Linked DNA regions of Homo sapiens: region 2 is linked to region 1. Evidence: read pairs that join two places in POLR2A ChIA-PET (ENCODE). Cell type or tissue: MCF 10A. All regions are shown on one strand. Each heading gives the region's core, and the rest is flanking DNA. Links, peaks and the distances in the headings are about the cores only.

Region 1 (4,395 bases), core at 307-4,306:
GTTAAGCCTTCATAACCTGGTCCTGATCTGCTCAAACAGAATACATCCTGAATTATAAATAGCATAATAATGGAGTCAGTCCATGAAAACTGCTGATAGTCAACTACTTATTATCTAGGTAATAGGAAATAAAACCCCAAAATTAAATCCAGAGGAAACATAAAAAACTTAGTTAAGCTCCTGATTTCTATTTCTTCCTCAAATGTCTTTTATTAGGGCTACTGGTAGGAATAGAATTGATGAATTTCAGCTACTCGGGAGGCTGAGGCAGGAGAATGGCGTGAACCCGGGAGGCGGAGCTTTCAGTGAGCCGAGATCAAGCCACTGCACTCCAGCCTGGGCGACAGAGTAAGACTCCGTCTCAAAAAAAAAAAAAAAAAAAGAATTGATGAATTTGATTCTTACTTTTTTTCAGAAGCATACAAATACCAAACGTTACTCAGATGAACTTTTTTTTTTTTTTTTTTTTCTTTTTGAGACGGAGTTTCGCTCTGTCGCCCAGGCTGGAGTGCAGTGGCACGATCTCGGCTCACTGCAAGCTCCGCCTCCCGGGTTCACGCCATTCTCCTGCCTCAGCCTCCCGAGTAGCTGGGGCTACAGGCGCCCGCCACCACGCCCAGCTGATTTTTTTGTATTTTTAGTAGAGACGGGGTTTCACCGTGTTAGCCAGAATGGTCTCGATCGCCTGACCTCATGATCCGCCTGCCTCGGCCTCCCAACGTGCTGGGATTACAGGCGTGAGCCACCGCGCCCGGCCTCAGATGAAGTTTTTAATACAGTATATAGATCTTAGATGGGCATTCTTCTTAAATACCACCACTCACCACTAAATTTTACTTGCTTTACAATTTATTGTTTGTCAAAGCCCTTTCATTTCCATCTCATAGATAAATGCCTAGCATTGAGTCCTTACTATACTTGCTAACAAACAACTAATGTTTGGCGTAGAAACCACAGGAGAATTTACAGCCCAAAAGTGAGTTATTTATCAAATATAGGAGAGTGTTTAATTCTGGAAACAAAGAAGCAAAATGTCATCAGAAGGGAATGCAGAAGAGAAGGATAGTGTGAGGTTTATCTTTATGTTCTAAATTTCATCTGTTAGGCTGGGGAGTGGCCCCAGATGATTCTTTATATTTTTCTTTATACCTTTTTCTATTTATGAAACATTTCATTTTTTTAAATGAGTTAATGAATTGATAAAGACACAGCCCTAGTGATCAAGGTAAAGTGAGTCAAGTCCTGACTTCAGTTCTGAAAATCTGTTGCTGAATGACTCACTTTGTGATCCATGTGCCTCAGTTTCAATAATACATGAAAAATACTGAAGATATTTCATCTAGGAAGCTCTCAGGTGAAAATACTACCTTTAGAAACAAAATCTCACTACATTATGAAACATTTGGGAGTGTTACCTGTGTTTCCACACTTTATGCTTTTTTTTTAAGTCACCAACATTTTTTGTTTCTGAAAAACAAAAAACAAAAAATGCAGCCTAGGACTGAACATGTTTTCTGCTGCTCCATAAATCAAAGTGAAGGTATAAATCTTTCTTAAATATTATAATGTCTAGAAATGATTCACAGGCTTTCCCTAGTTTTGCTTATACTTAAGCAACCCTTTAATGAACATCTGCTTAAAACTGTTTTTCCCAATTTATGATTGTCATATAAAACCCTACAAGATTAGGAAAATGAGCTTGCAGTGACAAGTGACTACCATTTCACATAGAAGATTTGAAACTCTGAGCTATACTCACAATCAGCTTGCTCTCTAGCTATCCCTTAGTAACATTTCAAATGTAAAGTACTAACTTCAGAAAAGTTTATATCAAAGTGTTGACTTAAGAGAAACGGAAACACTAGTGCAATGGAAAATGCCTGAGACTTATTAGGAAAATGTATAACCAAGTCTAAAAACTTAATTCTTAAAAGTGGTTCTGTCTATAGAAGTCAACAGTTCTATTTTCCAAGTTCTGTAAAATACTAACAAAATATCTCTGAATTCTAAATAAGTTTCTGTAGCATTTATCTTTAGTAACGGCAAGAAATTAACAGATAATTCCTTAGCAATATAATATAAAAAACTTCAAAGAGATCAAGTAAAACAAAACTGTGAGCGATAAATTAATAAACTGAATTTAAGTTTTTAAGTTTTAAAAAACTTAATTTTTTAAAGTTTCTCGCCATGTTCCGCATGACTTCATTCATTCTTCACAAACATAAACATTTCAAAGTTGGGATCATCAACATTCTCGTGTTTAACTTCACATAAATACTCAAGTTCACCTGTAAATCTGCCTTGCTTCTGTCAAGATTTTCTGTTTCTCTGCCTTCTATTACTCACCAACTGCATCTGGATTTACCGGTCTGGAGACATCAGCTTGTCCCATGATTATATTGTCTGATGTATCTCACGACAACAAACTGTCCCGGACAAAAGCAAACTTTTCATAAAAGATAAATCCACATAAAGAGGGGACATGCGGTCCTCTTTCAGTGTCACTGCCAAACATCAGGAAATGGCATAAGGTCAGTTCATCTGCTGAAGTTTCTGTTTCCCATACAGCCTGAGCACTTGCAGTTCTTACAAAACTGTCTTCACACTGGCACTCTTCACACAGGAATGCCTGTCATTCCAGAATGCACACTGTGTAGAGCTGAAGTGCAGGAAGGGGAGGAGACTGCCAACCACATTCTGGCTGCTGACTGGCATAGCCCAAAAGTCCACACCCCCGTTCCTGACTTTTGAGCTTGGCTGCAACGCTCCAGGCTCTGAGTCACAGAAGAAAGGGAGCCTGCTCAAGAGTACACCAAAGAATTTACAAATTTAATCACACAAAAACACCAGGATGGTTTTGAGTAAAAGGCTAATAGGAGCAGTAGTCCATTCAAAGGTGTGTTTTAGACACAGGTTTACCTCAAAAGTATCAGATTTCACTGTGTTATGGACTGAATGTTTGTGTCCCCTTACAATTTATATATGGAAATTCTAATGACCAATGTGATGGTGATAGGAAATGGGTTCTTTGGGAGATAATTAGGTCATTGAGGGTTTTAAAGCCCTCACTAATAGGATTAGTACTTTATCAAAAAAGACCCAGAGAGTTCTCTTTTTCCATCATGTGAGGCTACGCAAGAAGACAACTGTCTGGAAACCAGGAAGAAGGCCCTCACAGATACCCAGTCTCCTGGCACCTTGACCTTGGACTTCCCAGTATCCAGAACTGTTAGAAATAAATGTCTGTGGCTGGGCCTGGTGACTCATGCCTGTAATCCTAGCACTTTGGGAGGCCAAGGCTGAAGGATTACTTAAGCCCAAGAGCTCGAGATCAGCGTGGGTAACATAATGAGACTCTGTCTCTATAAAAAATTTAAAAATTAGCCAGGCATGGTGGCATGTGCCAGTAGTCCCAGCTACTGGAGGGAGGGGAGGTGAGGTGGGAGGATTGCCTGAGCCCAGGAGGTGAGTTGTGAGCTGTGATTACACCACTGCACTCCAGCCTAGGCAACAATGCAAGACCCTGTCTCAAAAATAAATAAATAAAAATAAAAGAAAGAAAGAAATGTTTGTTGTTTAAGCCCCCCAGTCTATAGTATTCTGTTATAATAGCCTGAACAGACTAAGACATGCTGCTTATTCTAAAATTTTATTTCCTACCTGTAGGTGGGCATGCCTAAAGCAAGGTGAGATCTATGTACTGGGAATTAATAACATTAGAAACAGTATTTTAGGATTGAATATACCTTTTCTGAGAATACAAACAAATATTTCTGAAAATCTGCTTACTAAAACAATAAACGAAATAAATATTTGGAAGGTATTATATAACAGTCTCTTCTTGCTAAAACTCAATAATTTCCATATGATCTTGGGGAATAAAAAATTACAAAGAGTAGCCCTACATGCTGGGCATAATACATGGAAAGATCAGCTAATCACATGCAGCAAATGAACGTCCAGTTTGCACATTGATTTTTCCTTTTTTATCCGTAACTAACTTACATATAGCCAAGTACATAAATATTAAGGATACAGCTTGATAAATTTTTATTTAGTATACTAACACTAAATTTTCTAAATGTAAAAAAGACACACATAACACAACCTTAACATAACCTCCACATAACCTGGATTATTCCACTAACATCTGAAGGTAAAAGAGGAAGCTAACAATTCTGAGTAATATATTAAGGAGTTTTACACTTGTTACTGCATTTAATCATCACCACAACTAACCATGCATTGTGAGGTATATTTATTTACCCTATTTTCAGGTAAGAAAACTAGGGCTAGTAAGGTCAAATCCTGTGTCTAATATCACCAAGCTAGTAAGTACCAAAGCCCTAATATTCCTTCAATAAAAGACAGCTACCACTGGGTGGAGTGGCGTGC
Region 2 (4,395 bases), core at 142-4,141, 84 kb after region 1:
GGCGTGGTGGCTCATGCCTGTAATCCCAGCACTTTGGGAGGCCAAGGCAGGTGGATCACCTGAAGTCAGGAGTTCGAGACCAGCCTGGCCTACATGGTGAAACCCTGTCTCTATTAAAAATACAAAAATTAGCCGGATGCGGTAGCGCGTGCCTGTAATCCCAGCTACTCAGGAGGTTGAGGGAGGAGAATCGCTTGAACCCGGGAGGCGGAGGTTGCAGTGAGCCGAGATTGCACCACTGCACTCCACCATGGGCGACAGAGCAAGACTCTGTCTCAAAAGAAAAGAAAAGACAAGAAAAGAATTAAATAAAATACAATAAAATGTGAAGTCCTGACAGTGTATTACACTGATCTATACGGAAGGTGGCATATAACAGAGAAACCTAATTTCTTCCAAGGAAGCTAAGTAATGCTCCCTGAAGAAGTGCTGCTAAAGCTGAAACAGGAGTTGACTGGGGGTGAATCCGATAAAGAGGTGGGGATGCTGCTCCAAGCGTAAGGACTGTTGGGTCCAAAGGCCTTGGTCAGGGAGATTCGTGCCTCTGGGAAACCTCAGGGTAGCCAGGTGGCCGGAGCACAGTGAGCAAGACAGCAGGAAGAAGATGAGGCTTCCATTAGCATCTTAAGGATTTTGGTCTTTATCATGAGGACAAATGTATTTCAAAGCTAAAAGCTGGGAGGTAGCCAATTGGTGTAACAAACTGAGGAGCTAGACAGAAATAGAAGGGAGAAAGGTCAGGGGTCAATAATAGCTGAGAAGGCAGAGAAGCACAAGGATAGTATGGAATCTAGAAACTGGGGGCACGCAGGACAGCATTTCAGGTGTGGTCTGGCAAAAGGCAGACTTTACGGCAACCAAGTTAAGTGGGACACCAGGATGAATATCTTATGTTCATTTAAATAGTGGAAAAATGAGAAGAACAGACATTTCGTCAAGGGCATATCACAAGTGAGATACGGAGCTAGATTCACAATACCTATCTTAATTTGTTGCTCTTCCCATTAGTTTTCTCAAGGCAAGTAAACTCAGTACAATACTCTGTTGTTAATACTACTAACAAATCTCATTTATTAAGAGTTTGCTAAATGTTGGGCTCTGTATTTATGTGCATTATTATCTTGTTTTTTTCACAGAGTTAACGAGAACAGTCCACCCAAAATATTATGAACCAAGAGACTATTAGACATTGGAGACAGGAATAAATGAAACAGACACTATCCCTCTCCTTTGGGAATTCACAGTTCAGAAAGGAAGGGAATAGTTTAAGAAGTAATTATAGGCCGGGCACAGTGGCTCATGTCTGTAATCCCAGCACTTTGGGAAGCAGAGGCAGGTGGATCACCTGAGGTCAGGAGATCGAGACCAGCCTGGCCAACACGGTGAAAACCCGTTTCTAATAAAAATACAAAAAAACTTAGCCGGGTGTGGTGGCAGGTGCCTGTAATACCAGCTACTTGGGAGGCTGAGGCCGGAGAATTGCTTGAACCCAGGAGGCAGAGGTTGCAGTGAGCTGGGATCTCGCCATTGCACTCCAGCCTGAGCAACAGAGCAAGACTATTTCCACACACAAAAAAAAAAAAAAAAAAAAAAGAAAGTAATTATAAAGAGTAATTGACAGGTGCTACAGGGAGAGTATAACAGTGAACCCAACCTACCATGGGCGGCAGGGAAGGCATTCTGGAAGAAGTGACAGTCAAGCTGAAAAATCGGGGGAATTAACAAGGTGAAACATGGAGGCCAGGCAGGGTAGCTCAAGCCTGTAATCCCAGTACTTTGGGAGGCCGAGGCCGGTGGATCACTTGAGGTCAGGAGTTCGAGACCAGACTGGCCAACATGGTGAAACCCTGACTCTACTAAAAATACAAAAATTAGCTGGGCAGTAGTGGCACGTGACTGTAATCCCAGCTACTTGGGAGGCTGAGGCAGGAAAATCCCCTTGAGCCTGGGAGGCGGAGGTTGCCATGAGCTGAGATCACACCACTGCACTCCAGTCTGGGTGACAGAGTGAGACCCTGTCTCAAAAAAAAAAAAGAAAAAAAGAAAAAAAGATAATTTCAAAAAATAAATAAAAATACAAAAATTAGCTGGGCATGGTGACACATGCCTATAATCCTAGCTACTTGGGAGGCTGAGGCAGGAGAATAGCTTGAGCCTGGGAGGCGATGGTTGCATTGAGCCAAGATCAAGTCACTTCACTCCAGCCTGGGCGACAGAGCGAGACCCTGTCTCTCTGTCTCTCTCTCTCTCTCTCACACACACACACACACACACACACACACAAAATCCAAACATGGGGTTTCACCCTTCATGAAACGAGTGTTTCAGGCAAAGAGAACAGCAGTTGGAAGGCACTATTCTCACAATAACTTCATTAAATAGATTCTATTATTATTCCCTTCTCACAGATAAGAAAACTGAAACTCAGAGATTAAGTAACTGACCCACTAGGTGATATTGAAGCCAGGATGTAAGCCTCTATCTACCTAGACTAGAGCTCATTCTTTTAGTTGCTAAACCAGATATTTCTATTAGTTTGCCCTTTCTTTCTAAGGATCATGTGAGTGGAATGGGATTATTAATTGAGATGTCTGCAATGCAGGAAGTTGAAATCGTGGCTTACAAACTATGCAAGCATGTCTGTGTCATTGTTGTCTGTAAATTTTGCAATGACAGCTATTTAGTGACACAGCTCTTGTGCTAATGTCTGAATGGATATTCATTTCAATTTAATATGATTCAACAGCTATGTACTGAGTGCCTACTACGTGCCAGGCATGATGCCAGGCATGGTGCCAGGCCTTGTCAGTTACCAAGATGATGAGACAAGTTCCTAGGTACTAGGCTAAAGATCGTGTTAATCACTAACAATTTTTAAAAAATAAATAACAAAGCCATAACCCTAGCAGTTGGAAACTGTAGGTAACTTATTGCAATAGCTATAGGTTTGAGCATCAACCATGTGCCAAGCACTGCATGAAGTACCTTAATGAAAATTTAAATGGTCATGATCGGCCGGGCATGATGGCTCAAGCCTGTAATTCCAGCACTTTGGGAGGCTGAGGCAGGCAGATCACCTGGGGTCAGGAGTTTTGAGACCAGCCTGGCCAACATGGTGAAAGCCTGTCTCCACTAAAAATACGGAAAAAAAAATAAAAAAGCTGGGCGTGGTGGCATGTGCCTGTAGTCCTAGCTGCTCAGGAGGCTGAGGCAGGAGAATTGCTTGAGCCTAGGAGGCGGAGGTTGCAGTGAGCTGAGATTGCACCACTATACCCCAGCCTGGGCAACAGAGAGTCTCCCATCTAAAAAAAAAAAGATCATGATCATAGCTAAAAATTAAAAGTGCTTACTCTGAGCTCTGTGTTAAGCAGTTTACATTATTATCTCCTTTAACTCTCATGTTCATTCCAAAAGGCTGATATCATAGTTTAATTATATTATTATTTCTCATTTTACAGGTAAGGAAATGAGCTTTGGAGATTTCATCTACTTTTTTCTTTTTTTTTCTGAGATGGAGTCTTGCTCCATAGCCCAGAGCTGGAGTGCAATGGCGCAATCTTGGCTCACTGCAACCTCCACCTCCCGGGTTCAAGCAATTCTCCTGCCTCAGCCTCCTGAGTAGCTGGGATTACAGGCATGCGCCATCATGCCCGGCTGATTTTGTATTTTAAGTAGAGACAGAGTTTCACCATGTTGGCCAGGCTGGTCTTGAACTCCTGACCTCTGGTGATCCGCCCGCCTCGGCCTCCCAAAGTGCTGGGATGACAGGCGTGAGCTACCACGCCCAGCCACTTCATCTGCTTTTACCTGGGCCAAATGGCCATTCTTCTGTTCAAATCTGTTTAAAAGCATGGACTGTGCCACACACCCAGTATCCATCCAAAAACAAGGACTGCACCCTAAATTCCAAATACCAGAGACTGAAATTTTCAGCCTTGCTAAGGGAACACCTCGGTCTTTGAACCTTTATTGTGTTTTGTACAGGGCATTCTCTGTACTAGTTTGTTGTGATTATAAAACACTTAGCAAAATTTAAAAAAGGAAGAAAGAAACTTGTAGGAAATTGAGACAATGCAGAGAGAAAGCTTTTTCTTAATTTATTTTAATTAAATATTTATTTATGGCCGGGCGCAGTGGCTCACGCCTGTAATCCCAGCACTTTGGGAGGCTGAGGGAGGCTAATCACTTGAGGTCAGGAGTTCAAGACTAGCCTTGTCAACATGGTGAAACCCCGTCTCCACTAAAAAATACAAAAATTAGCCGGGCATGGTGGTGGTCACCTGTAATCCCAGCTACTCGGGAGGCTGAGGCAGGAGAATCGCTTGAACCCAGGAGGCAGAGGTTTCAGTGAGCCAAAATCGCACTACTGCACTCCAGCCTGGCAACAGAGACTGT

What was found. ChIA-PET counts read pairs that join two places held together with the same protein. Peaks named below come from ENCODE experiments on the same cell type or tissue, not always from the same donor. Only the 100,000 strongest peaks of a DNase experiment are listed, where the experiment ranks them.
Region 2: POLR2A ChIA-PET joins it to region 1 with 5 read pairs; 7 of 35 experiments call an interaction of 5 or more read pairs at or near these places.

Annotation. Positions count from the first base shown.
Region 1 is chr1:28,436,382-28,440,776 of GRCh38, reverse strand. The region is part of intron 2 of PHACTR4 (phosphatase and actin regulator 4); the gene reads right to left. Among named protein-coding and RNA genes, the nearest start is that of SNHG3, 67 kb to the left of the region's middle. RefSeq lists a silencer at 3,225-3,519. In MCF 10A, for the core only: no CTCF peak of the experiment used is centred there; DNase peaks (open chromatin) are centred at 2,676 and 3,256.
Region 2 is chr1:28,352,612-28,357,006 of GRCh38, reverse strand. No RefSeq gene overlaps it. Among named protein-coding and RNA genes, the nearest start is that of PHACTR4, 15 kb to the left of the region's middle. In MCF 10A, for the core only: no CTCF peak of the experiment used is centred there; no DNase peak of the experiment used is centred there.